Linked DNA regions of Homo sapiens: region 2 is linked to region 1. The links are chromatin loops, found by intact Hi-C in ENCODE. Cell type or tissue: heart right ventricle. All regions are shown on one strand. Each heading gives the region's core, and the rest is flanking DNA. Links, peaks and the distances in the headings are about the cores only. Region 1 overlaps PGM1 (phosphoglucomutase 1). Region 2 overlaps UBE2U (ubiquitin conjugating enzyme E2 U).

The links. Hi-C counts contacts between places; a loop is a spot of excess contacts. Peaks named below come from ENCODE experiments on the same cell type or tissue, not always from the same donor. Only the 100,000 strongest peaks of a DNase experiment are listed, where the experiment ranks them.
Region 2: a loop joins it to region 1, with 9 times the contacts of the local background. A loop is called at or near these places in 101 of 110 quality-filtered maps.

Annotation. Positions count from the first base shown.
Region 1 is chr1:63,610,063-63,622,363 of GRCh38, reverse strand. All of the region lies in intron 1 of PGM1 (phosphoglucomutase 1), which reads right to left. Among named protein-coding and RNA genes, the nearest start is that of PGM1, 23 kb to the right of the region's middle. In heart right ventricle, for the core only: CTCF peaks have their summits at 6,141 and 6,355 (motif pointing left); a DNase peak (open chromatin) is centred at 6,403.
Region 2 is chr1:64,239,915-64,252,215 of GRCh38, reverse strand. It overlaps UBE2U (ubiquitin conjugating enzyme E2 U), which reads right to left. Exons shown (of 10, transcript NM_001366232.2): 8 at 10,483-10,564. Among named protein-coding and RNA genes, the nearest start is that of UBE2U, 42 kb to the right of the region's middle. In heart right ventricle, for the core only: CTCF peaks have their summits at 5,678 (motif pointing right) and 9,032 (motif pointing right); no DNase peak of the experiment used is centred there.

The DNA of each region.
Region 1 (12,301 bases), core at 2,515-10,514:
TTATTAATGATCTATTTAAATACATACATGTGTGTTCTCAGCCAGGCATGGTGGCTCACACCTGTAATCCCAGCACTTTGGGAGGCCAAAGTGGGCAGATCACCTGAGGTCAGGAGTTCGAGACCAGTCTGTTCAACATGGTGAAACCCTGTCTCTGCTAAAAATACAAAAATTAGCCAGGCATGGTGGCGTGCACCCGTAGTCACAGCTACTTGGGAGGCTGAGGCAGGAGAATTGCTTGAACCTGGGAGGCTGAGATTGCAGTGAGCTAAGATCGTGCCATTGTATTCCAGCCTGGACAACAGACCAAACATGCACTGAGGAATTAAGGTTTTGAAGGGAAAAGTGAATCATCCCTTGAGCAACAAAATCTGAGTCTTTTTATACTAACTTGTCAAGTAGCATCCGAAAGTAGACAGGCACTGGTAGCTGCCAACTGCCCTCTGTCAAGAATGCCGCTGTGTTCCGGGGCTGCTCTGCACAAGACCAGCAGGAATAACAGGCTCACAAGCAGAAAGTAGGCCACTGGCAAGGGAGCCCCTTCAAATGACAAATGGGCCTGGCCCATGTGCAGGAAATACCTCGAGACATAACATTAACACAATTCACAAAACACATCTATTATGTTGAAAACCAGTCAGCCAAAAGACGACTACTTTTTATAGCTTATTTTGGGCTCTTAATTTGTTTTTAAAAGTCAAATTCTTTAGAAATTAATTGAAAAAGCAAGCATGCTTTATTAACAGTTTACATAACCACTGTTTTTCAACGTACTATAAATGATTTTTTAAATTCCTATTTTGTAAGTTCTGTGCCAAGTTTTCCCTGGTTTTATATGGGCTTGTGAATTAGGCTGGCATGTGTGTCTTGACATATCCGATAATAGATCCAGATTTATAAAATATCATTCCAATAATCTTTTCATTGGAATAACAGAGCAGCCAACCACATAATTGGTAGTTTTCTTAATGAGATCTTGAAATCCCAGGGTAAATTTGGGGGTACTTGGGCACAAGGATATTCCCACATCCCATACCAAAGCCTCTCTGCCCACATAATACACCACACTCCAGCATAGTCTCTGCTGGCAGCCTCCCAGTCTCTCGGTGAAGTTCTTTCTGAGGGCAGAATTACGAGAGCAACATTTTAAGCAACGACACATGCCAGGCATGGTGTTTGTCAATATGCAAAACTATACCAAAAGAACATAATCCTTGCCCTAGAAAAGCTTCTATTCTAAAAATGGGCCTGATCATAATTTTATGAACACTATAGAACTCAACCCCATATAAAAATATTACCAGAAGCAGCAATGTTAGATGGACTGTGAAGTATAGTAAAAAAGAAGAGACATTAAAAACATTAAGCTTCCTAAGACACTCAGACTAAGTGGGGCAGCTATTAAGAAACTCATTTGTTTTAGCTCTCCAGCAAAGGTTGAACTTCATCTTCAGAAACGTTACTGTCGAGCATAGCGAACCCAATTTGGCCTAATGAATTCGCCTGCATTGCCAGTACTCCTTCACAATGACACAAATTACATTTAAACCATATGGGGGATTTAAGGATTACTCCCTTCAGACAAGGAACTTTCATACTGGTCTTGGGTCCAATCAATTTCACAATGGCAGAGTTATGAACCCCTTCGCTCCCAGCCTTGCAAAGACTCCAGCTTCCATTTGCATCAGCAGTGATACCTTCCCAGTAGAGCATAGCAGAAACCGTAGACTTACCAATCCTTTATTCACTCTTTCTTTTCTATGTTTCTTTAAAAAATATTTAATGGACAGTTAATAATGGTGTCCCAGGCCCCATGTGAGGGCTGGCCTGAATGGGTTCACCTCTTCACACCAAGAATTCTTTCTTAGCTAATGTCCCAGGAGTGGGCATAAGGGATGAGCCTGATAACCCTATTTCCAGGCATAAGCACTAGAAAGAAAGGCAGAAATTTGGCTTAAAGCAGCAGGGTTAATCAGACACTCCAGCCCAAGGCCCTATGCTTGTGATGGCTGCAGGTGCCTGTTCCAGAGGGCTTGAAGTGTTTGTCCCCAAGAGTGGAAAACGGTTATTCATTTCTCCAGCCACCAGTAACTAAGCAGGTAGTAAATGCTCAGCCCCAGGCAAGGCACTACATTCTAACGGGAAGGGCACAGGTTCAGCAGCCAGATACAACTAGGGCTCAAATCTTTCACTGTAAAATGTATGAGAGGTACAATCTAGAGCAAGTTACTTAACTCATCTGAGCCTATAAAATGGGGATAGCTCTGAAGTTTGTTCAGAAAACTGAAAACAGGTCACATGTGAAAACACCCAGTACTGTGCCTGGTATAAGGTAGATTATCGGTCATTGTCAGCCCCCTTGTCCTTCTGAGCCTCAATTTCTTCATGAAATAATACCTCTCTCCCAAGGTTTTTGCGAAGATTGCCTCAGTTAATGTCTAGGAAAGCCTTTATGAACTGGAAAATGATGTAAAGATACAATTTTTTTTCTCACATTCTGAGTGGGGTTGGAGATAGAAACAAAGGTGGATGGGCCTCTGTTCTCAAAAAAGTTCACATCAGAAAGGAGCCATCATAGCGGGATGGCCTTGGTGCTATCCTGAAGGTGTGTTTACAGAGCTGCGGCTCTGAAGAGGTTGCAGTGACAGGGATGAGACTGGAGAAATAGTTGGGGCAAGTCTATGGAGCCTTGTGAACCGTGCTAAACTTTATTTTGAAAGTGCTGGGGAACTATGGAAATTTGTAAGCAAAAAGAATATAAACCAATATGTTTTTGGAAAGTTGACTGGCTGGCAGTGATGCCTTGAATGGCTTGGAGAAATAAGAGTGGAAAAAGATTAACCAAGGCTTGCAAAAAGGGTCCCATCCTTAGCTGGGGTGGCTTTGAGGGTCCCAGTCAATGTGATCTTGTCCAGCACTGTTCCTCTGCCAGCTTTCTACACACAACTTCAACTCTGAGTTCTTGGCCCAGTTTGAGCACTGCTTTTGTTTTTTTCCTCTCCTACTGTGAAGATACTCCTTGAACAACCTCTTTCCTCTGACCCTTTTTCCATACTGTGCTTTCTACTCATCTCCTCTCTTCTCTGAGAACTGTCCCCCAACTATTCCATGAGAGTGAAGGCCTGAGGCCAGGTGTCTACTCCAGGACCCTGACTCCAGGCCATGAGCAAATGGGGTAGACCCCTGACTAAAGCTGGACCACTCATGTTTTCTCTCCTTGGAATCTAGAATTGGGACTCAAAAGTGTACTAGCCAGATTAGGTTAGCCCTTGAACCAGAAAGACAGGTAAACTTATGAGCTGTGGGGCAAGAACAGTTGAGGCATGAGAATATCCACAGAACTGCTGCTGACAGCCTGACAATATGTGAGAGTCCGTGACAGCTATGCAGGATCCAACTCGGGATCATTCATACATCTCTAAGAGTTGTGGATCTGATGTACGGGAAGAATCAGAAAAGAATTCGAAATAGTATCAAGCAGAAAATAGGTTAGATGAATCTTCTCACGTAGGTAGGGCTTGCAGATTCATCAGACCTGAGAATCGGGAACAGGGGCTGGGAACACAAGCCACTGGAGAATCCCTTTTGGCGCTGGTATTCTGGACTCGGTGCCTCCACATCCAGACCCTTGGCCGAGCCACACCTCACCCAGCTGGTGTCACCCCAATTCAACTGGAAAGGTAACCCCTCATCACTTGAGGTGAGAGAATGGTTTTTTAAGTAGGCATTTTAAAACATACTCTCTTAAAATTAAGTGTACAGATGATGAAATATATCACATAGGATACAAATAATAAAATGAACATAGTATTAATATTTTTGGAGTAAGGGGGGGAAAACTAGGTATATTTGGCATTTGAAATACATTTAAGAAATGTGGGATATTAGTTTATCTAAAGATTAGCCTTGTGGTTCCAGTTTATAATTAAGTGCAGGTTGTGTTACTTATTTAGACAGGATTTTAAGTTTAAGGAGGTATGAGAAGAATTTTATGAGAAGAATTTTATCAAAATTATAAACATTAGTGGAACATTCCAGAAAACTTGGACTGTATTATATTTATAAGTTTAAGTCATCACATGCAGACAGTATACTATAGTACTTGAGGGAATGGCCTCTAAAGCCAAAGTGACAGGGTCTGAACCCTTATTCTACCAGTTACTAGTAATATGATCTTGGACAAGTTACTTAACCTCTTTGTGCTTCCATTTCCTCATCTGTCAAGATGGAGATAATGATAGCAGCTCTACTTTACTTGTTGTAGTCAAGTTTGAATGAAGCAATTTACAGATAGTTCTGAAACCAGGGTGGCTATAGTATGCCCTGTACAAGGATCTGCTGTTATTATTTGATTACATGAGAACAACTTGAATACTTGAAAAGTTTTCCTTATTAGACAAGGAATTTTAAAAGAAAACAAATATTTGACTTAAAAATTTGAAATATTCATAGGTGCTTGATTAAATGAGTTTGTAAAAAAAAAACCACACACACTGAGAAACCTAATTTCCATTGACAAATGGGTCAGCAGAGAGAGAGGAAAATGAAACAGATGTGCTGAGACAACCAGGAGACGCTGCCTGGGTTCCTCTTGTTTCAGGGTCTTTTTTTTTTTTTTTTTTTTTTTTTTTTTGTGGGGAGGCAGAGTCACTCTGTCTCCCAGGCTGGAGTGCAGTTGTGCAATCTCTGCAACCTCTGCCTTCCAGGTTCAAGCAATTCTCGTGCCTCAGCCTCCTGAGTTCTCGTGCCTCAGCCTCAATCCCACCTGAGCTGGGATTACAGGTGTGTGCCACCATGCCCTGCTAATTTTGGTAATTTTAATAGAGACAGGGTTTCACTGTGTTGGACAGGCTGGTCTCGAACTCCTCATCTCAAGCGATCTGCCCGCCTGGCCTCCCAAAATGTGTCTCAGGGTCTTGAAGTCCATCTGCCCCACCACTGCCTGTGGCTGCAGGAGACGCCCCTCTCTCTGTGTGCAGTCCTTGTGTGTCAGGCCTCATAGGGGCTCACTGAACCCTAATTGGGCTTCTGCTACTTATAGCTGCTTACATCTCTTTACAGGGCTGACCAGGGCTCCGTAGTACCTGGGTCCTGTTTGCCAGCTGTGAGCCAGGCCTCACCTGCTGTCCAGTACAGGCAAGAAAAGGAAGAGAGAACACTTCCTCCCCTTCTCCTTTGAGCTCCCTCAGTCCACAGCAAGGAGACAGGCCGAGTACCATTTTCTGACTAGGGGACCGTGGGCAAGGGATGTAGGCTCTTTGTGCCTCTATTTTCTCACCTTTGAAACAGGGATTGAAAGTGGTAGCTACTGCATAGATTTGTTGTATTAAGAGACAGGAGTTTACAAATGTAAAGAGCTTAGCACCAGCTGGTTCTAGTGCTTTGCAAGCCCTGCGTAAGTATTAGCCTTTAGCACTGCTCTGAATCTGAAAACAAGCAGGCGTGTTTCATACCCAACAATTGGGACGGGCCATTGGCTATGTGCATTTTAGTAGAGTTAGGAAATGTTCTCTAAAGAAAAGGAGAAATTACATTAAAATTGGAAGAAGGTACAAGGTCAGAAGAATTACAAGGGCCAGATGGCTTAGAGCTCTACAGAATCCCATGTTCACAGAGACTCCTGAAGTAGATTTTGAAAATAAAAACAAACATAACAGCTGCCTCTGCCTCAGAGAGTGTACAACCTTTAGCACGCGTCAGTTGGCTGTCCATCTGTTCACCCATCCATCTACCCAATATGTCCTATATAGACCGATGTGTTGTATTCATTTCACCAGGCACTGTACACCTCAGGAAGACTCAAGTTGCCAAGAAACTTTTGGTGCAGAAGGAGAGATAGATAAGCCAACAAATCATTTTAAAATGGAGTAAAAAGTACTCATCTGGGAGCCTACAAGAGAGCTATGAGCACTCACAGGGCAGACAAGAAGCCATGGAAGGCATTCTCCATCTGCATAATTGCCATTCTGAACCCATGTGGTTACGTCTGAAAACAATCTCCTCAATTTGAAGATGTGCAAGGCTTAGGAACCCCTTTTCATAAGTAAGGCACGTGTGAAGGAGTCTCCTGTTTTATCAGAAATGACCCATATTCAAACATTTTGACCTATAAAAACAGCCATTTATGTGGTTCATATAACATTTTTCTATGTCTTTTATTTCCTTTTTGGAGAATTCTCAAGACAATTTGAATTTCAATCCCTTAAGAATATTCACTTGGCGCTAACAGAAGAACTTTCCCCATTCTAACTTACCAGGAGCACAATTATTAAAATTCTTTGGTAAAAAGAGAACCAGTTAAGGAATCGCTTTATTTTCAAATCATTCATGGTCATATGTTGCCCTCTTGTGGTGGAAAATGGAAAAACAAGCAAGATTGCCAGCAGCCTCGTAAGGGGCAGTGCTTCACTCACCTCTGCCCAGAGCAGCCTTGCACAACTCTATGGGCTCCCTTCACCAAGATCACAAGGGAAATTGTGCCCCTTTAAGTTTTGTGGCAGGCAGTGGTTGGCCCTCCATCAAATAATTAAAATATGGTGGGACTCTGGGGCTTTTAAGAAGAGGAGAGAACTCCTGACCTCAAGTGATCCGCCTGGCCAACATGGTAAAACCCCGTCTCTACTAAAAATACAAAATTAGCCAGGCATGGTGGCAGGGCCTATAATCCCAGCTACTCAGGAGGCTGAGGCAGGAGAATCGCTGGAACCCGGGAGGCGGAGATTGCAGTGAGTCGAGATCGCGCCACTGCACTCCAGCCTGGGCAACAGAGTAAGGCTCTGTCTCAAAAAAAAAAAAAAAAAAAAAAAAAAAAAAGAAGAAGAAGAAGAGGAGAGAAATGGTGAGGTTATTTTCTGTCTGTCTCATTATTAAGATCATTTTCAATTATATGGTCTGGCCAAAATAGGATGTCCGGCTGTAAAGGACATGAAAGAAGGTGGCCACAAAGAGGGAACATCCTTTTCGATGGGGTCCTTGTAAGCCAGAGTTTCCATAAAATGCAGAGAGTGAAGCCTCCTTTAGAAGGTTCTGAAAGTAAATGAGGAAAGGTATGTGTGAAATGCTTCTCACAATGCCTGGCCATATAGTAGACACTCAATAAATGTTATCCAAACTACTAAAAACAGAAAGGGTATTGATAAGGACTGATCACATCCTTCTAACACATCCCCTGATCTCGAAAGCAGGTAAGCCTAGGTAGGAGGGCATAGATGCAATGGGTTTATCTGTGGATAAATACTGATTAAACATCTCCAATGGTCCAGGCACTGGAGGAATGGGACAGGTAGCAGAAGGAGGATTTAAAGAATCAAGTACAGTCCCTGCTGTAACCACTGGGCTCTGGAGTCAAACAGGCCTGAGCCTGAATCCTTGCTTTGCTCGAACCTTCTAGTGGTATATGGCCTTTCTGGCCTCAGTTTCTTTATTTGTAAAATAGTAAGGACAATGATGCCTGCTCAAAGGTAGTAGAAGATAAATTCAGTAGGCCACAATGTGCTGGGTCATGTTTCAAATGCATTACAAGCATTAACTTATTTAATCTTCACAACAACTGTATAGGGGCTTATTATTCTCAGCCCTTATCCTAGGGATAAGGAAAATGGGGGATACAGAGATTATGTCATCTGTCCGAGGTCAGGTAGATTGTGGAGATGGGCTTTGATTTAGTGAACTGTCTGTATATCATTCATTTTACATATAGATTTGATTCAGCCAACCCAAGTTAGAAGGCTTGCTCTAAGAAGACACCAGGTCATACGCAGTCTGTCTCCAGAGCCCAGACATGTAACTATCATGCTACCTTGCCTTGTAATGTAATATGCAGCCAGGTGAACAGCAAAGACTCAATAAACAAGAGCTTTTAAAGCATGTGGGTAAATGTGGGCATCTGTGGGAATTCCTTAGATGGGCAGTGGCTCATGGGGGCAGCAGCAAGGCATTCTCTCTTGGCCTCAATCAAGGCTTCAGTGAGAGCAAGGCTTTAGGGATATAAAAAGTTGGACTTTCCTTAAAAAGTTTAGGAACCCCTAGACTGTAGCGCTACATAACTATTAAAAAGGGTCTTGAGGAATAGAGCACAGTGGAAATCCAGGTTCAAATTCCAACTCTTGATACTTTTTAGTATCTTGGAGATCTTGGGCGAATCACTTAGCTTCTATTTCTGCATCTGTAAAACAGAAGTCTAAATACCAATCAATTAAGAGTTGTTGAAAAGACTATATGAGATCATGTAAAGTGCTCAGCACAGTGAATATCATTACATGTAGGTTTTCATGCAGGCTTAATAACAACTCAGTGGTGTAGGTATTCTCACTATTCCCATTTTACTGATAAGGAAACTGAGGATTAAAGAAGTTACACGAGTTGCTCCAGGACTCACAATAAATTGGAAAGGCAGGCTTCAACACCAGTTTTAAAGCCAAAGCTCACGTTTCTCATCATTGGGCTATGTATGGCTCCTTTGGATGATCAAATTTGTTTAAACTTGAAGAAAATTAAGAGGAAATAGATCCCAAGTGACTCCCAAAGGGCTACTGCCCAAGTGCAAAGTATATGTGCTTTGGTGTCTGTACAAAACCCACCTGCATTTGGTGGACAGAGTATAGATGTCATGGTTGAATGGTGCACTACTCCCGCCCCCTCCAAAAAAAAAAAAAAAAAAAGATACATTGAAGTCTTAACCCAGGAACCTGGGGATGTGACCTTATTTGGAAATAGGGTCTTTGCAGATGTAATCAAGTTACAATGAGAGCATACTGGATTAGGGTGGCCCTAAATTCAATGACAGGATTTAGGAGAGGGAAATTTGGAGACAGAGACAGAAGAGATACATAGGGAAGAATGCCACGTGAAGACAGAGGTAGAGATTGAAGTTACACTGCACCAGGGATTGCTAGCCACCACCAGAAGCTAGGAAGAGGCAAGGAAAGAGTCTCCCCTAGAGCCTTCAGAGGGAGCATGGTCCTGCTGTCACCTCGATTTCAGACTTCTAAGCTGCCAGAAGTGCAAGAGAATAAATATCCATTGTTTTAAGCCACACAGTTTGTTACAGCAGATAGCAGCCCTAGGAAACTGCTAAGTGCTTAAAAAAAAAAAAAAAAAAAAAAGATAAGCCAACTCCTTTTGCAGCAGAGTGGCTGGTCTGAGTGACAGGCAGTCTGGGTAGACTATTCCTCTACCCTGCCCCCCAACCCCCTACACCTTTTCTTTGCCTCAGAGTGTTTGGTTTCTAGCATTAAGTAACCCTGCATGGGCCATGCTCCATATACACAAACAAGCTTCCTCCTTTGCTCTGTGGTATGGAGAGACTGCATCTCACTCATTTTTAACCTCAGTACCTGGAATGGGGTTGGGCACATACAGATAGTCAATAAATGTGTGAGTGACTAAAATATTTAAGTGAGAGCATCAAACGACCCCTGTAATTAGTGTTTCTGAGCAAGGAGGCGAGTTTTCAGGCAGGAGTCAGGAGTGGTTTCCCTTCCTGAGACCAACCTCAAATAGAAAATTACTCCCCTAATCACAGACAACTTCCCAAAGCACAAGGTGTCTACAACAGAGGGCACTCTGCCTGGAACTGGCATTCCAAGTAGTTGCAATAGCACAAAGTCTTGTGCAACAATTACGAACAGAACTAGAAACTGCAATAGTGAAGGAAGTAGAGCCAGTTAGTCTGCATGGTTGAGGCTGAAAGCTTATAATTGCTTCCCAGGATAACTGCAGGCAGAGTGATGAAGGAGGGGTCTTCATGGCGCTACTCAACATGAGGTAGAAAAGTGGTGAGAGTAAGAGAGAAAAAGAGATGAATGCAAGCGAGAAAAAGAGGGTCCCAGCTGACCTAGCATCCCAGCCCCTTTCCTAATATTAGAGCAGTAGGATACAACACAACCACACTGTATGTCAAAATTTTTTTTGCGTCTATAAATGTATAATTTAACTTAGTGAACTATATATCAATCATTCTACGTATGGGTTCAGGCCAGTTGACCCAAGTTAGAAGGCCTGTCCCAGTGAAGACAGTAGGTCACATGCAGATGGTGTCACGTGTCACGTAACCTGCTGGTTAAAGAAAGAGAGTCAGAGCAAACTGATAGAGCCTTTTTTTTTTTGAGACAGAGTTTCGCTCTTGTTCCCCAGGCTGGAGTGCAATGGTGTGATCTCGGCTCACTGCAACCTCTGCCTCCCAGGTTCAAACGATTCTCCTGCCTCAGCCTCCCAAGTAGCTGGGATTACAGGCACGCGCCACCATGCCCGGCTAATTTTTGTATTTTTAGTAGAGATGGGGCTTCACCATGTTGGCCAGGCTGGTCTCGAACTTCTGACCTAAAGTGATCCACCCACCTTGGCTTCCCAAAGTGCTAGGATTACAGGCCAGGCGTGAGCCACCACGTCCAGCTCCTGATAGCCTTAATATGTTACTGGGCAAATACTTCAACCCAATCCTCCTTACAAATAGCATTTTCTGAGAAGGAGTCTCGCTCTGTTGCCAGGTTGGAGTGCAGTGGTGCAATCTCGGCTCACTGCAACCTCCACCTCCCCTGGTTCAAGCGATTCTCCTGCCTCAGCCTCCCGAATAGCTGGGACTACAGGCATGTGCCACCACACCCAGCTAATTTTTGTATTTTTAGTAAAGACAGGGTTTCACCATGTTGCCCAGGATGGTCTTGATCTCTTGACCTTGTGATCTGCCTGCCTTGGCCTCCCAAAGTGCTGGGATTACAGGTGAGAGCCACTGCGCCCGGCCTACAGATAGCTTTTTAGGTTTTTGATCCTGTCTCCAAAATCCTCCCTTCCCTCAGGGCCATAAGAGAATTCCCAGGCTGGGCCTTAGGATAATTCCCAGACTGGGTCTTATGTTGGCCTGTGTATAAAAGAAAGCCTCAGGGGTTAAGGACCTGTGTGACCTCAGGGGTTAAGGCAGCTGAGTCACCGGCGGCCTCCCTCTTCCCTTCCTGCAATGCTGGAGTTAGGATGAGTCCTACTTTACAGTCTAAGGCTGTGCTTTTACTTTCTACAAGGATCTCCTTGTTTTGCAAGGGCTGCTCCCACTACACAGAATGTCTTCTTCATACCCCCATGTCTACACTTTTTCCTGGCTTCCTCTTTATCATCCTTCAGGACTTGGCTTAAACACATCTCCCCTGGGAAGCTTCCTCTGACCACCCCTGCGTGTTCCCCTCCCTAGGGCCCCCAATACACCCTAACGAGGCACTTCTCACACTATATTGCAATGCCCACTTGCGGAGACCGTTTTATGCACTACTGCATGCCCCAAATACACAGCACTGTATTAAGCAATAAGAAAACATTCAGTAAATGTTTCAGGGATGGAAAGCACCCCATCAAATCTTATTCACGGAGATTTCTGGAGCAAGTGGACCTAATCAACTATTCACCAGAACCACTATCCTAAAACCATAAGGGGTAGACCTGGCATACAAACACCAAACACCGTAACCAGTACTTAAGCTACTCAGGATCAATTTTGCTTACTTTGGGGCTGGCTGCTGTGTTCTTTTGAGAAAACTTAAGTATCAGGCTGACGACATATTACTGAAAACCTAAAGTTATACAGAACAGTTCTCCCTCCCCCCAGGCTCTGTGCATGAAACACTCTCTGTAAGAAAGATATTTCTGTTCTGAAATTTATAAGCTAATAGGTGTAGAGCATCTTGACAGGTCATTGGCAAATCTGGGAAGAAGAGAAGTTAAAATGAGGGGGTAATGGCCGGGAAACCTTTTGCAAGAAGTTTAAAGTGTCTGTATTTCCCATCAAAACCCCCAACATATTAATTTCACAAATGAGTAAAGAAGCAGCTCAAGCAATTTGCCCAAGATTAAACAGCTAATAACTACCATGTCCAGGAATCAAACTCAGATCTCACACCAAAGATTATATATACTTTTAACATAAATTTTAACATAAAAGATGTAATTTTGATATTCCACTAAGATTCTCAAAATGGCAAAACGCCTGTAACTTTTTTTTTTATTATTCTTTAGCACATCTGAATTTTGGACTTTGAGAGAACTAGACGAAACTGTGTGTAGAGATTTGTTTTTGGCAAGAGGCTTACATTAGTCCAGTGGAATGACTTTCCTGAAGCAACATTACAGTTTCAAAAACAACCAAATAATTCATATTTGAGTGGCACCTTAGAATTCACAAAACCTTTGTATGTACATTATTTCATTCTATCCTCATAAAATTCTCTGATATAGCATATATTGGAATTAATCCCACTTTACTGGTGAGAAAACAGTTTTAGATAAGTTAAGCAGTATACATGATATTGTACAATTA
Region 2 (12,301 bases), core at 2,432-10,431, 630 kb before region 1:
GAGTGACTGAAGGCCCCCTACAGGAGGTAGTGAAAAGGAATGGACTGGGATCTCGCTTAAAGAAGCAGTCTGGGCACAGTCTGGCAAAGCAGGTGTGTTGTGTTGGTGGGGAGACCCCTCCTCGTCTGGAATGCCTGGACTCTCCAGAGCTGGCAGGCTGGAATGCTGAGTCAACAGAACTGCAGAAATGGTGACCACATTTTCCCCCAGGAACTCCCTTCTGTCTTAAGCAGACTCAGCCTATTGCTGCTGGTTGGCTGGAGCTCCAAGCTAGCGGGCCCCAACTTGTGAGGTGCTGTGAAAGTGGGACCCTCAGGATGGTGCTGCTTGGCTCTCTGGATTCAGCCCCCTTCCTAGGGGAATGTATGGGTGGATCTGGTGCCTCACTGGAGGATTTTAGGACCAGATTATGTAAAACACCTGAGTCTCTGCTAAGATTACACACAGCTCTGTATATTGGACCCAAGGCCCTGGTAGCAGGGGCTCATGAGGGGATCTCCTGATCCACGAGTTGCAAAGATCCGTGGGAGAAGCATGGTTTCCTGGGCAGGGTCACACACTCACTCACTGCCTCCCTTGTCTTGGGGTGGGGATTTTGTTGGCGTCATGCTGCTCCTGGGTGGGCTCTCACCTCACCCTGCTTTTCTTTGCTCTCCATGGGTTGAACTGATTGCCTAGTCAGTCCCAATGTGAGAACCTGGATACTTCACTTGAACATGCCAAATTCACTCCCTGTTCTGAGTTTTCTCTTTTTTAAATCAGAAATGGATACAGAATTTCTTTTCATCTATTGAGAGGATCATATAGTTCTTCTTTCTTATACTAATTTACATTATTCGAAATTTTCAAATGTTAAACCAATGTTACATTTCTAGTATAAACTCCATATAGTCATGATGAATTATCATAATTATTTACAATTATTTATCATAATTAATCCTGACCAAGTATAGTTTATATCAGGAATGTAACCTTGATTTAACATTCAAAAAAACTAACACATTTTAAAACTATATTATATATGTTATATATATATTTAGATTAAATATACTAAAATTTTTGCATCTGTGTCTGTGAGGCATATTTATCTGTAGTTTTCTTTTTTTGGGGGGGCGGGGAAGGATTCCCTATTTATTGATTTATTTATTTTTTATTATACTTTAAGTTTTAGGGTACATGTGCACAACCTGCAGGTTGGTTACATATGTATACATGTGCCATGTTGGTGTGCTGCACCCATTAACTCGTCATTTAACATTAGGTGTATCTCCTAATGCTATACCTCCCCCCTCCCCCCACCCCACGACAGGCCTTGGTGTGTGATGTTCCCCTTCCTGTGTCCATGTGTTCTCATTGTTCAATTCCCACCTATGAGTGAGAACATATGGTGTTTGGTTTTTTGTCCTTGCAATAGTTTGCTGAGAATGATGGTTTCCAGCTTCATCCATGTCCCTACAAAGGACATGAACTCATCATTTTTTATGGCTGCATAGTATTCCATGGTGTATATGTGCCACATTTTCTTAATCCAGTCTATCATTGTTGGACATTTGGCTTGGTTCCAAGTCTTGGCTATTGTGAATAGTGCCACACTAAACATATGTGTGCATGTGTCTTTATAGCAGCATGATTTATAATCCTTTGGGTATATACCCGGTAATGGGATGGCTGGGCCAAATGGTATTTCCAGTTCTTGATTTGTAGTTTTCGTATACTGTCTTTGGTTTTGTTATTGAGGTAATGCTGACCCTGTAACGTGCTGGGAAGTGTTTCCTTCTTTTTTCTGAGTTTGTGTATATTCATGTTTTCCTTAAATGTGTGGGAAAATTCTCCAGTGAAGCCATCTGGGTTTAAAGTTGTCTTTGTGTGAAGGCTTTTAACTATAAATTCCTTTATTAGATACAGGATTACTCAGGTTGTTCATTTCTTTTTAAGTGAGGCTTGGTAGATGTTGCCTTTCAAGAAATGTGTTCATTTCAACTATGTGGTTGGATTTATTGGTCAAAAAACGTTTTTATTTTACCTTCATTTTAGAGAGAGCTTTTCACTGGTTATAAAATTCTATGTTTAATAATTTCTTTCAAGCACTCTGAAGTTGTCATTTATTATATTTTGACTTGCAAGGCTTCTGACATGAAGTTTTTGGCTATTCTTATCGTTGCTCCTTTATGTGTAACATGTGGGGTTTCTTTTTCTCCTTTGCTACTTTTAAGATTTTTCTCTTCATTTCTGAGTTTCAACAATTTGATTATGATGTGCTTTGGTATGGCTTCTTTATATTTCTGTTTCTTGGGATTCATTGAACTTCTTGGTCTGTGAATTTGCAGACTTCATCAAATTGGGAAAATTTTCAGTCATAATTATTTCTTCAAATATTTTTTCTCTCCCTTCCTCTGGAACACCATTTATATGTATCTTCTACCACTTGATATTGTCCCACAGCTCACTGAGGCTCTTTCGTTTCTTTTCAGTCTTTTTTTCTATCTTTTTTTAAAGAGATTATATTGCTACACTTTCAAGTTCATGGGTCATTTCTTCTGCAGTGTCTAACTTGCTGTTCTTCCCATTAAGTATATATATTTTTAAATATTTGATTTATTTTTATCTCTAGATATTCCACTGGTATATCTTCCATTTCTTTCATCATATTCATGTTTTTCTTTAGATAATTCAGTATATTTTATAAGATGTATAGTAGCTGCTTTAAAGTCTGTATCTGTTAATTCTATCCTCTCTATCACTTATGGATCTATTTGTATTGATGTAATTTCTTTTGGTTGTGGGTCATATTTTTCTGCTTATTTGTATGACTGGTGATTTTTTTTTTTTTTTTTTTTTGAGACAGAGTCTCACTCTGTCACCCAGGCTGGAGTGCAATGGCATGATCTCGGCTCACTGCAACCTCCGCCTCCCAGGTTCAAGCGATTCTCCTGCTTCAGCCTCCTGAGTAGCTAGGATTACAGGTGCCCACCACTGCGCCTGGCTAATTTTTTGTATTTTTAATAGAGACAGGGTTTTGCCATGTTGGCCAGGCTGGTTTCAAACTCCTGACCTCAGGTGATCTGTCCGCCTTGTCCTCCCAAAGTGCTGGGATAACTAACAGGCGTGAGCCACCGCGCCTGGCTGACTGGTGATTTTTCAATGGGTTGCTGGACATTGTAAATTTTAGGTTATTAGGTGCTAAATTTTGTTATGTTTCTTTAAATCTGATTGTTCTTCATTCTGGCTCACAGTTCAGTTTTTTGTGAAAATCAGTTTGATACCTAATATGGCCCCACTATAAAGCACAGCTCTTCTAAATTTTAGTCAATGTCTGTTAAATTATAGTGTCTCTCCACTCTAGCTGGCAGGATTTCCAGCTCTTTGTGAGGCTTGTGTAAGTTTAAAAAAACCGTTAGGATTTTATTTTCCTCAGGGCAAATATGACTTTAGAAAACAACATAACTTGATTTATACCTTTTCTTCCCTATTGACAAATCTTTGTCTTCAAAAAATTGTATAAGCAGTATTTCCTTCTTTATTCAACCATTTGCCTTTATATAATTAAAATGACAAACTATAAAAACAAAAATTTTTAATGTCACTAAAATATGCAAATCAAATGACTGTGAAGTAAAATGTCATAATATTAAGTAAAAAAAAAAAACAAGTAAAATGAAAAACCCTAATGCTTGTTCATTTTTAAGTTTCTCACATAGATTGGGGCACCACAAATTGTAACATGTTCTTGAAAAGGAGCTTTACATGTATAATAAGAAGAATAAAACTTACTGTATCCTTCCATTAGTAATTTGACTTTTGGTAACATTTTCTAAAGGAACTTTTTTGCTTCCTTCTCATTCCTGCCTTCTTCTGATAAAATGCAATCTCATATGACTCTGGGGAATATAGCCCTTCCCGCCTCAACCCTGCTCAGACAGAGAACCTGAGCAGGACCTAAGCCAACCCATGTATCGTATTTCTCTGGTCACAGGGAGGGGGACTGAGGGGAGAGAAAGAGGGACAGGAGAGGGAGCAAGGCCGTAGAGGGAGAGCGAACCCATTAAAATGTGGGAGCAGAACACCAAAGAAGGAGTTCTCCTAGGAAAAAAAATCATATGTATTTGTGACTCATATTAAAACTGTCTTAGTTCGTTTAGTGTTGCTACAAATACCTGGGAGTGGGTAATTTATAAGGAAAACAGGTTTATTTAGCTCACAATTCTGCTGGCTGGAAGACTGGGCATCTGGTGAAAGCTGTTTCCACTCATGGCAGAGGTAAAGGGGAGCCGGTGTGTGCAGAGGTCACAGGCGAGAGAGGAGGCAAGAGAGGGAGGGGAAATGTCAAGCTAATTTTTTTTTTTTTTTTTTTGTGAGACAGGTCTTGCTCTGTCACCCAGGCTGGAGTGCAGTGGCACAACCATGGTTCACTGCAGCCTCGACCTACTGGGCTCAAATGTTCCTCTCACCTCAGCCTCCCACTTAGCTAGGACCACAGGCATGTGCCATTATGCCTGGCTAAGTTTTTAATTTTTTGTAGAGATGAGGTCTCACTATATTGCTCAGGCTGGTCTCAAATACTGGCTTCAAGCATTCTTCTTGCCTTGGCCTCCCAAAGTGCTGGGATTACAGGCTTGAGCCTCCATTCCCAGCTGCCAAGCTCTTTTTAACAACTAGCACTCCCGGGAACTAATGGAGAACTTACTTATCCGCCATACTCCTCCACCCTCCTTCCCTGCCCAAGGGAAGGCATTAGTCTCTTCATAAGGGATCTGCCCCCATGACCCAAACACCTCCTATTTTCCAACACTGGGATCAAATATCAACATAAGATTTGGGGAACATCTAAACTAGCACCATATATGTTTGTGACTCATATTAAAATTCCGCTTTTTCAGGAGAGAGGAAGGGAGAAGCCCTAAGCCATGGTGTTTATAGTAGGGGTGGTTCCACTGGATTTTGTGCTACAACCAGAAATCCATGGTAACTTTTTGAGGCTACATTGGAGAGAGAAATTGATGGAATGAATTATATCCATAAGAGGGAACCAATAAAGAATACTGAATTCATAAAAATCAGCTGAAAGAACGGAGTGTGTTTATTCTAAAAAAGAGATGTAAGAGGAGGTAGGAGAAAGACATAACTATCTTCTGAGACTTCAAGGGCAATTTCACAAAGCAGAAATGGCCTTATTTGTGTTGTTTCCAAAGACAAGTGGCAATAGTTTCTTTTCTGCCCTAATAGCCTCCTTTGAATCCTGCCTTCCACCAATCCCCAAGGCCATCCCCAGGTCCTCAGTGTCTGACATGGTGCCTGCTTGATTTAAGGAAAAAAGCGTGGCTTGTGGTATCTGGCAGGCCTGCATTTGAATTTCAGCTTTGTTACTAAGTATATAACCTTAGGGAATTTTCTTTAACCTTTTCTGCACATCTTCTTTATGAAATGGAGCTAATTTCCCATTTCTGGAATGGTTGACTATCAAAAGGTGTTAGATACAAGCTAGAACTGAAGAAGATTAGAGCTATTTAATGCTTCTTGAATTACCAAGCTTCCTATCTCTAAAAACATCCAAGCAGAGACTAAATAGTTGCTTGGCAAAAGTCATTTTTTCCTAAAGGATTTTCCTCCCTTTGTTTATAATTTTTCCCACGTGTGTATTTAAAAATACAGGCAGTGTCCATTCTAATGCTAATTCACTTGTTAACCACAAGATGGCAGTCAAGGTTTAATTTTAGGGAATAAAGCTAGCACTCCTTAAAAAATGCATTAAATACATAATTAAGTAAACTTATAAAAAACATGTTTAAATTCAATAACCCTGAAAGGACAACACGAACATATATTAAAAGAATCTACTCAGCATGAACGTTTTCCATATAAAGGGGATCAAACATAGGTATACCAAAAGAAAGATTACTTATCTTTTGTGAGTTAAAACATGCTCACAAAATCAGACACCAAAGAAATGTAGAAAAAATATGTATTAGTCTCTTAATTTAAAAGACAGGACAACTAAGTCCAGAGTGGGATTTACAGATATAAGAAAGTTTTTTTATTGGTATTTGATATTGCACAGATGTTCTTTTTTTACATATAAGAAAAAAAAGAACTAACATTGTTTAATAATAGAATTTAATATTGAGAAAAAACACAACTTTTTCACAAAATGTACACTTGATTGTGCTTGCGATTGGATAGGCAATATTTTTACACTTACCTGAACAATTTAAACTTTTATTAAGTACATATTAGTAGGCAAGAAAGAAACAGTTTAGTTTTAATTTGCAAATAAAATTTATGTTTATCAGTAACCTCAGGAAAACTCGCTAATCTCTGTGCCTCCATTTCTCTCACTGGTAAACTAGAGATAATATCCATCTCCACCTTTACGGAATGTCTGGGGCGTCAGGGGTTGGGGGATGGGTCTTAGGAGCGGTTATCCATTGAAAAGGAGGTTAGGAATCAGGTCTTGGGCTGTCAACAAGGCAAGCAAAGTGGTCTGACTTGGAGTACAGGTTGATTTGTTGTGGCTTTGAAGGAGGCTGATGGGTATTATTGTGGGTTACACTTACACGTGTGACTGTCAACTCCACAGGATGGCCAACATGAATTAGGAAATGAAGGGAGAACGCCGGGCATACAGGAAGTACTCAGCCATGTTAGTTCCGGTTCCCTCTATACCTACTCGGTATAAACAAGAAGCAATATTCTTTTCTAAAGCTACACCGAATGTAAACCACCACCAGGACTGATAAGTTTTATTTAGACAACTTGCTAGCTGCCAAAGCTTAGAATACTGATAAAGATTTTTCTGTTGTCACAGAAGCAATCATTAGCTAGAGTATGGCACAAACATAGTTTTATATGTGCACAACCAAGAACACTCGAAAGAACAGCTTTCATTGCTTTCTGATTTTATATCTTTTACTATTTCTCTGGAGAACTTAAATACAAACTACTGATTAGATTACAGATTCGTATCCTTTAACGGAAAGAAAGCACTTTCATGAATACAAAAGACACTCAAGCCAATAGGAAAGAAAAAAGGCTTTAGAAAGGAACACCAAACCAAATAATTGATTAATGAATATTTATGAGCTGCTTATAATGACAATGTTTCTATTAATAGTAACAAAGACTTGCCAAATTAGAGATTTTGCATAAAATATTCATGAAAGCCATTTACATTTCCAGTTTTCAATCACTGTTTCCAACTACACCTTAGAACTCCCAAAATAGAATCCTAAATCTTTACATTAGAATGAACCTTAAAAGTTTGCAACTCAATTTTATTTTTCTAAAATGAACTTTCTTCACATTTAATCCTAATACTAATTGAGAAAACAGGGTGAGGATGCGTTTTTCAACTAACATTAATTGAGTGCCTACTATTTGCCAGGCACCATGCTAGGTACAGAGAATGCAAAGGGACACAAACATCCCTGCCCTGGTCCCTCTTCATGAACAGATGAATTTCCACATCACACATGCTGAAAGACATGGGAACAGAGAATATGGAGAGAGAGGATGGGGTAACTGTGAATGCCTGAGCTTGTCAGTGACTGTCTCTACAAAAAGACATTTGGGCCAGCTCTTCACAACATCTTTGTGAAGCACTTCACCAGGCAGAAGAAATGATGGAGGTGGAGTAGAGAAGGAAAAGGAACCAGAGGCATATAGGAACTACAATAAATGTAGTTATGATAGGTGTTGTTTTCTAACCTGAGAAAAGACAAATTTTACATGTTTCCAACAGATTGTTTTTATTCTCTGAAAAGTAGGGTGGCATGAACTTTCATCTCCTCCTCTCCCCAGGAACTAAAATTTATTGAATGCCTATGTGTGATGCTATATTAATTTTTATTTTATATATGTAACAGATATATAATATACACATTTTTATATAATTTTTATTTATATCTCGAATGAAATCATATATATAAAATAATAAGCGTCAAATGCAAAACAACTTTGCAAGATAGGTAAGGTTATCTCCATTTAACAGATAAAAAAACAAGTTCAGAGTGGTTAAGAATTTCTCCAACATCTGTTTGACTCTGAAGCTCATGCTCTTCCCCTATGCTGCTTCCAAAGAAAGATTTTTCATCTGCAAATTGAATGAGGGCCACAGTAAAGTTTTAAAAGCATGAATAATAGCGAACTTTATGAGTGCTTGCCATGCACCAGATACTGTTTGAAGCATTTTACATATATTAATTTATTTAATCCTCACACCTTCCCTGGGAGGTAGGTACACTTATTACTGCCACTTAACAGATAAATCTGAGGCACAAAAAAAATCAGTGACCTTGCTCAAGGTCACAGAGCTGGTAATTGGCAGAGCCAGAATTCAAATCCAGACAGTCTGGCTCCAGTGCCCCTGCGCTTAAGAGCTCCACATTCCACTTTTTAACTGACAAAATCCTAGCTCTACACCAGCAGCAAAGACCTTGCTGATCCGAGGCAGAAGGTACAACGTGGTAAGGAGGTCTTAGGTCCCCAAATAATAGTGAGAAAAAAGAATTCAGTGTGGCTTAAGAATAAGGTATTGATTGATGAGGGGAGGGAAGGAAGTAGCAGGAGAGACAGGTTTCTCTTTTTCTTCAATGCTATGCAAATACAGGGTTCTCAATTTACATTTCCTGTTTTTTTGAAACAGGAAATTTCAGCGTAAGGAAAGCATTTTCGAATATTAAAAACTGAGAGATGCTTAATATGGCATGCACAATATAGACCAATTACTCATGTGCATAGATCCCCAAACATTTTCTACTTGATTCTCTATGAATTGTCCTCTTTATCATACCCCATGTATTTTGATGAACACAAGACTTTTGATAATTATTTGAAGAGAAGTTGAATTTTGCCATTCTTTAGATTTTTTAGATTTTACTATACCTCTAACATTTGCATAGTCAATATTTATGCCACAATAAAATGCAGATAAATATAATATCTTTTTAAAACTGCATTTAAATAGTGGAGTTTTTGACTAATCAACACCAGCGTTTTGAAGCAGCAAATATCACTTGATCTAAATATATTCTCATCAACCACCAGATGGCATAAGGTGTGAGGGTTTTATTCTGACAGGGTCACTATGCACATGATAATTTGACCTGTAACTTTGAAATAATGTATTTGGAAAAATGTTCCAGCACTCAAACAGCTCACAATTATTTTAGCCATATGTAGAAGTGGATGGATAAATTGAAAATGACACGGTTCTACTTTTTCTAAATTTTTGGGTTCTGCAGGATGTTGGCATTACATAATGAATCGATGATCAAACAAATAAAACAGTTCTGTTAAAGGAAATAAAAAAGGAAGTCACGTCAAAGAAAAATTAACCTTATATTCTAAGTAGGTTTCTTCAACTCTAAAAGAAACTTAAAACATGCCTTCAGGAAAAAAACATGCTTATACTCCTTCAAATTTTGCTGGATAAAAAACTTTCTACTTCCTGTAATTTATCCTGAAAGCAGAAAAGTATATCAAATGCAAAAGCTTTTCTCTACTTTAGCTTGAAAGAAAGTTGTTACAGAATCAACAGAAGAAAGAAAATCCAACTGAAAAACTCAGTCTGAACTATATGATGTTAAAGGATAGGGAATTACATTTTAATATACTCAATTTAAAAAAATATATTCAATTCCTCAGTTGCTTCAGAAATTCAAAATACAGCACGTTATCTTTATTCATCGTGTATTTCCATCTAGAAAAGAGGGCACTTGGTTAACAGTAAACTGAAGAGCTAAAAATTGAGATAAATGAGATAAACACAAAAAATAGGATCTTTAATTCCCCTACCTTTATGGTCACACACTCAGAGTACCTTGGAATGAGCACACCAGAAAAAATGACTAGCACAACACAGCCAATACCACAGAACTGAAATGGCATCTTTGTTGTAACATGATGAAGCAGAAAAACTGCCTTCAGGGGTCAAAAGACCAAAGATGAGATTAAGGTTCCTTCCTTAATGTGGTCTAAGAGTCAATGATTTCTAAAGATATAATAATTTATGTTTGTATTTTACTATATCCTTCTTCATTAGATTTAATATATTTGGTCTTGAATGAGAAATCTGTGGGAGAAGAAACAATGTTTGGAGCTACAAAAAGGATGAAAAGCTAATTGATGATATATAGTTTTTTGCTTTTCTTTTTTTTAAAAAAAAAGCTATTTCTAAGTCACATGTTGATAAGGATGATGGAAATGAGAGTAAGAGAAATAATGGGAAGGATATTACGAGATTTCTTCACTGCAGATCATGTCCTATCTCCATCTTTGGCAGCAAATATGTAGCAAAGATATTTCCTACCTGGGTTCATATGAAAGCAAGAAATGATCATTTCTTTTATTCTTGTTCTTATACTGAGAAAAGGGTATAAGTTGTTATTTCCAAGGGTTTCTTCTGTTATTTCCAAGTTGGATAGTAGAAAGTGGAATAATAGACAATTCAAGTTAATGTACACATTCAAGGCACTTCATATTTCTTACTTTAAATTCCATTCTTTCTGATGCTGTAGATCCATTTTCTTCCATTTGTAATACTGTCCAATGAAATTTGGAACTTTGAGCACTGAAATTAGAATATTAAAAAAAGAAGCTATACATACATTCTTTAATAATAGTTAATAGTTAAAAGTTAAAAATCATTCACTTCTCATTAACTTGATATGTGGCAATAACATGCACTATATAATTCAAGTCATATTACAATCCTTAGAAACTTTCCAAATTACTTGCTTTTATTGGAACATCATAATATTAGATATTGTTTGAAATAGATTATGACTTGGAAGTTATTTTCATTATAATGAAAAACATTATATATCCTTTATCATGTTAAATAAAATTTATAGGAGACCATTGTTTTGGACTGAGCACCTACCTTAGGCATTAACAGACCAAACAAAATGGAGTTACTCATGCTAAGTGTCATGCAATAAAACTGAAACTTTAAGGAAGCAGGACAATCTTAAGCAGATCAGTTTTTTCAAAAGAAGAGATTCACAGCCACCAGTCAGAAGGGGCCCAGTCAACTTGAAGTGGCATGATAAGGAAGTCCCTGTGCTTTAACCCTTACAAGGAAAGTAACTGAAGTGCCTTATGTTAACCAATCCAATTTTTGTATTATTCTGTTTTCTTATTCCTGCTCTAGTTACCTTATAAAAACTAACTGTTCTGCTATGCTCAGTAGATCACTTATCTGTTTTTAAGATGAGATGCTGCCTGATTCATGAATCACTAATGCAAGCCAATTAGATCTTTAAATTTATTGAAATATAGCCTGGCCAATGTGGTGAAACCCCATCTCCACTAAAAATACAAAAATTAGCCAGGCGTGGTGGGACACACCCGTAATCCCAGCTACTCAGTAGTCAGAGGTTGCAGTGAGCTGAGATTGCGCCACTGCACTCCAGCCTGTGTGACAGAGTGAGACCCTGTCTCAAAAATAAATAAATAAAAATTTAAAAAGAGAAATTTTGTTTTGAGCAACAATAATGAAGAAAGTATTAAAATAACTCATATAAAACCAAGACATCATAGTTTAACAAAATTCTAATTCAGCACTTCAAGTAGAAAATTAGAATTTTGAAGTTGGAAATGACATTAAAGACCTTGCTTGATCCTTCACAAAGCAAGAATCTCCAACAGATGATCATCCAGGTTCTGAATGAATTACTTGCAAACTACAGAAAACACACCACTTTGTAGTTGGGAGACTGCCCATTCCATTGGCAGATAAGGGTTACAATGTCCTTCCTTAATCTGACTGCTGTGAGTTTCCACTGGTCTTAGTTCTAACCTCTGGAGCAATACTAAGTTCATCCCTCTCCCACAAGAGAGAGCCCTCTAATAGCTCACAGGGAAGCCTCAGTTCTTTTAACTTGTTCTTAGGATATGATTTTCTAGAAACTTAACCATCCTTAATGCCCTGGTGATAAACTCTTTTGATGTTCCTATTAAAGTTAGTGTCCCAAACTGGATCAGGACCTTGAATTGGTTTGAAGCAAAGATGCAAATGGGCTTACTACCTCCCTTGCTCTGTGGACTATCAATTCAGCTCAGACCTGCATTAGTATTTTCTGGAACTCATATTACATCACCACTGGCTCTTAAGTTTGTGGTTAATTACAAGCCTATACCTTCAATCAAATTCATATAAGATTTATTAAAAACCTACTATGATTAACAACAGGTGCTGGAGAGGATGTGGAGAAATAGGAACACTTTTACACTGTTGGTGGGACTGTAAACTAGTTCAACCATTGTGGAAAACAGTGTGGTGATTCCTCAAGGGTCTAGAACTAGA